Linked DNA regions of Homo sapiens: region 1 is linked to region 2. Evidence: read pairs that join two places in POLR2A ChIA-PET (ENCODE). Cell type or tissue: MCF 10A. All regions are shown on one strand. Region 1 has its middle 140 kb from the start of KLF13. Region 2 overlaps KLF13 (KLF transcription factor 13).

Evidence for each region. ChIA-PET counts read pairs that join two places held together with the same protein. Peaks named below come from ENCODE experiments on the same cell type or tissue, not always from the same donor. Only the 100,000 strongest peaks of a DNase experiment are listed, where the experiment ranks them.
Region 1: POLR2A ChIA-PET joins it to region 2 with 5 read pairs; 8 of 35 experiments call an interaction of 5 or more read pairs at or near these places.

Annotation. Positions count from the first base shown.
Region 1 is chr15:31,464,610-31,467,109 of GRCh38, forward strand. No RefSeq gene overlaps it. Among named protein-coding and RNA genes, the nearest start is that of KLF13, 140 kb to the left of the region's middle. RefSeq lists an enhancer at 1-312. In MCF 10A, no CTCF peak of the experiment used is centred here; DNase peaks (open chromatin) are centred at 962 and 1,172.
Region 2 is chr15:31,367,460-31,369,959 of GRCh38, forward strand. The region is part of intron 1 of KLF13 (KLF transcription factor 13); the gene reads left to right. Among named protein-coding and RNA genes, the nearest start is that of KLF13, 42 kb to the left of the region's middle. In MCF 10A, no CTCF peak of the experiment used is centred here; no DNase peak of the experiment used is centred here.

The sequences.
Region 1 (2,500 bases), 97 kb after region 2:
ACAGAGCACAAATCTGGAACTGATGAGTGTTGGGACTTTGTTGAGACAGTCCGTGGAGGAAGGCGAGCTAGCACAGTGGGAGCCATCAGTGGCCTCATGCTGCCCAGCTCTAAGGGCTGGGAGGCAGGGACAGACTTGAGTGCAGGAGGGCCATGCTGTCTCCTGCAGTAAAGCCTGGTGGGGACGAGGACTGCTCTGGTCACATTTCCTTCCCTTCATGGCCCCTGCACTGTTTGTGACAATAGGGTGGACACGAAGGGGCCATGGAGGATGGTGCCCGCCTAGCTCTGATGACCTGAGGGCTGGCCAGCACCACCAGCTACTGATGAATGGCCCCTGGTCACTTCTGGCTTCCTGTCCCTCTGCTGGCTTGTCCAGGACAAGTGCAGATTTAGGGACTCGGCCAAGTTACCCTGCAGCCTGGCTTGGCTCCTTCCTCCCTGTGTGACCCTGGGCAGATGATCTTATCCCTTCTGAGCCTCATCCACAAAGCTGCATTGGTGATCCTCCCCGTCAAGGATGTGAGAGTGGCCAGGCTGTGTCACGACAGCCCTGGGCTCACTGTAGGAGCCCCCAGACCCAGGGGAAAGTGGCCACCGCCCTGGCTCTTATTGTCCCTGTTCCTTCTTGTCACAGCAGCGCCTATGCTAACTTTCCTGCCTTCTGTACCACTAAGGGAGGACACTGGGCTGTGTTATTCCTGGACAAATCCACAACACTTAGTGAGCCCAGCACAAAGCAGTCCTCAGGCAGTTTGTGGAAGGAGTGCACGTCCTATCTGCTGGGGTGCCCCTTTGTCCCCTTCTCTGTCTGAGTAGATCAGGGCCCTGTGCAGCCCTCACCTCCACTGAGAAGTCTTCCTTCCTGGGCAGTCCCTGCCTGGGGCAGAGCTGAGCCCTGGTGCTTTGTGGAGCTCCTCCCAGGGCACTCCCAGACACTCCCTGGGAATTGCATGGCAGGGAGTCACCTCTGTTCCCCGGGCAAGGGGCATGCCCAGGCTCAGGCTGCTTACCCAGCTCACCTGGGCGCAGAGGAAGTCTTCTCTTCTGCACCAAAGGAAAGGGTGCTAATCACACCATCGACTGAGCCTTCAAAGGCACAGGGGCAAATCAAGATCCTGGCACCCAGACACCAAACACCTGAGGGAGGAGAGGAGGCACAGGTGAGGCTGACCAGGACAGAGGGCAGAATGTGAGCTCCACCTCCAAGAGGAAGGGAGTAGGAGGAGGCATGAGACAGGGGAGGCTCCTGGGAGGAGGAACACATGGCGCAGGCCTGTGCAAACATGCCATGGGGCATGGCGGGATTCTGTGCTTCCATGCATGTGCCTAACTCAGATGTGGAAAACCCCATGTGCAAGGAACAGACAGCTACTTGGGCTGCTCCAGGTACGTTTGTGGGGGCTACTGCATGGGCACCAGAAAAATGGACGTGGTATGGTCCTGTCTCAGGTAACTGAATCCATTTGCTGGTGGAATGGAAAACCATGCAACCTGTTTAGATCACTGTTTGGCAATTTCTAATAAAGTTAAGTACACACTTCTCATCCTGTGACCCAGCAATTTTACTCTATGTATTTTTTTTTTCTTTTTTTTTTTTTGAGACGGAGTCTTGCTCTGTAGCCCAAGCTGGACCTTTGCCTCTGGGTCTCAAGCCATTCTCGTGCCTCAGCTTCCCCCGTCGCTGGGATTACAGGCGTGGGCCACCATGCCCGGCTAATTTTTTTTTCTTTGAGACGGAGTCTTGCTCTGTCGCCCAGGCTGGAGTGCAGTGGCACAATCTGGGCTCACCGCAACCTCCGCCTCCCAGGTCAAGCAGTTCTCTGCCTCAGCCTCCTGAGTAGCTGGGATTACAGGGGCCCACTGCTACGCCCAGCTAATTTTCGTATTTTTAGTAGAGACGGGGGTTTCACCATCTTGGCCAGGCTGGTCTTAAACTCCTGATCTCGTGATCCACCTGCCTTGGCCTCCCAAAGTGCTGGGATTACAGGCGTGAGCCACCGCGCCTGGCCCCGGCTAATTTTTTTGTATTTTAGTAGAGATGGGGTTTCACCATGCTGCTCAGGGTGGTCTGGAACTCCTGAGCTCAGGTGATCCACCCGCCTCAGCCTCCCAAAAGTGTAGGGATTACAGGTGAGAGAGCCTCCGCGTCCGGCCCACTCTATGTATTTATCCAGAAGAACTGAAAGCCTGTGTCTACCAAATGCTCACAAATGTTCATAGCAGCTTTATTCCCAAACTGGAAATAACCCAAATGTCCATTAATAAGAAAACAAACACAAATGGTGGTGTGGCCAATGCAATAGGAGACTATTCATCAAAAAACATTACAAACTGCTGAAACCCACAACAATCGCAATGAATCTCAGAAACCTCAGGTTGAGCAAATGAAAACTGACTAGAAATGGCACATGCTGCATGAGGTTTATACAGAATAAATCTAAAGTGAGCACACCTGTGCAATCGCTGCTTCTGAGGGCAGGGGGCAGTGGGAAGGGCAG
Region 2 (2,500 bases):
TCCTCCACTCCAGGCTGCCTGGCACCAACGTCCCATCCATTGGATGCTGCATTTCTCTGCGGCCCCAACACCATGTGGTCCACCTGTAGCTCTGTGTACCTCACATGCTTCCCCAGCCTGCAGGCAGAAGAAGCTAAAGGACAAGGCTCCTCACAAGGGCTATTAGGAAGCAAGGCTGAGTCTGAATTTGGGTTGGCTTCCCCCCACACCAACAGGCCCAAATCAGAGGAGACCCAGTTGACAGGGCTAATGACTAAGAGCAACAATAACAGCTGAGATTTCAGGAGTGGACCTTTGGAACGTGCCAGGCGCTGTGCTGAGGCCGGTCGTGCGCAGCCCCATGGGATCACTGTATGGACCCCCCGCATGAGGACGGGGCAGTGTGCTCACTTCCTGTGGCTGCTGTCACACATTACCGCAAACTGGGTGGCTGAAAAGCAACCGAAACTTACTCTCTCACAGTTCCAGAAATCAAGGTGTTGGCAGGGTTAATTCCTTCCAGAGGCTCTGAGGGAGAATCCACTCCATACCTCCCCTTCCTTCCCCTGCCCCCTTTCTCCCCCTTCTCACTTGCTGCCTTCCCCGTCTCCCTCACTCCCCTCCCCTCTTCTCCATGCTCCACACTTGGGAGCTCATCTCCAGATCCTGACCTGATTACATCTGCAAAGACCCTTTTTCCAGATAAGATCACATGCACAGGTTCTGGAGGGTTATCACTTGGCTATATCTTTTGGGGGACCATTATCTGCCCTACTGCTGGCAGCACGGAGCTTTTTCGAGGCCATAGCGTCACAACTCAGGGCAAACAGGGTCTGAACCTCATCTGTCAGACCTGACATGGTTAATGCTAAACCATTTAATGCTGGACTTTCCCAAGCTTTTAATGACTAGTGTGCGTTGTGAATCTCCAAGAGTGGAATTATCATGCAACATTTTCACTCTTTAGTTGACAAAATTTTTTTTCTGGAAACGATAAACAGTTTTATACAATGATAACATTTCTTTGAACATGTTTTGGGAAATATTGGACTAGATATTTAAGGAACTATATTTAAACACTTCTTCTTCTTGTTATGGAAGAAACAAATACATAGGATTTTTTTAAAAGGCCCAAGCCAGGCGTGTGGCTCATACCTGTAATCCCAGCACTTTGGGAGGCTGAGGAAGACAGATCACTTGAGGTCAGGAGTTCAAGACCAGCCTAGCCAACATGGTGAAACTCTGTCTCTACTAAAAATATAAAAACTAGCCGAGCGTGGGTAGGCGCCTGTAATCCCAGCTAGTCGAGAGGCTGAGGCAGAAGAATCACTTGAACCTGGGAGGTGGAGGCTGCAGTGACAGAGCAAGACTCTATCTCAGATTAGATAGATAGATAGATAGATAGATAGGTAGATAGATAGATACCCATAACACAGAGGAGCTTGCAACAAAAAAAATCCTCTCACCAGTCCAGCCCCACTCCCTAGACAGCAACACTTCTTTTCTGATTTTAGTTGTCTTGATGGTTACTGCCATAAATGAACTGTATTTTACTGCTGTTTCTTGATTTATCAAATTTAGATATTTTCTGTTATCCTCCTGCCATGAAATTTAAGGATTTACCTGACTCCTATCCCTCCCCTCCAACTCTTCCTAAATTGATGGATGTATTATTTTACTTATTTTGTTGACTATCTTTGTAATTTTAAATCTCTGTGTTTCATTTAGATACGTTCTTTGCACACTGTGTGCATTCCAACTTTTCCCTTAAATCCATGTTCTCTGCTGGGCCCACAGGTCAGTTGTATGGCCTTTGTTTATAGGATTGGTTCTGAAACATTGACAACTAGTGCTAAGGTTAGCATGACCACAACTGTGTAAAGTTTGCTTCCATCAGCAGGGCCTGTGCTGGGATTACATTTCCTGCCACCACCTCATGGAGTTGTTGTGAAGAATAAATAATAGAGCATAGGAAAAACCCCTAGAACCGAGCTTGGCTCGGAGCTCTTGACCCATAATCATGAGGCATTTTCGTTTACATCTAATTTGAACCACAATTTTTTTGTATGTCTTTTATTTTTCCTGGAGTTTCTAATTGCCTCTTTTTTCTTTTAAACAAAGAAGAGTGGTGTGTCTTTACTGGGTCCTGAAGTTTACCCAGCCTTTTGATGGTACTCTCTGGTGCACAAAACTCACTTTCCTCCTGGAATTTTCCCCCGTGAGTCTTGGTCCTGTGCTCCAGTGACCTCCCGGGGTCTCTGCCTCACTCTTGTCATGCAATGGCCCTTTACTATTCAGTCATGTCTCTAGCTCCTTGGTTTTATCTCATTTTAGCTGGAGTGTGTGAGACATTAACTTGGAAGGCCCTGTTCCTTTGTCTTCAGGATCCAGTGTGACTTAGGAAAAGTCTGATGTCTATCCCAGCCTTGTTCCTTTGTGGATGACCTGGTGTTTGTTTCTTCCCCCTCTCTCTATTAAGCTGTGAGAGCTCCTGTTTTTACTCAGTGTTCTGACATTGCAG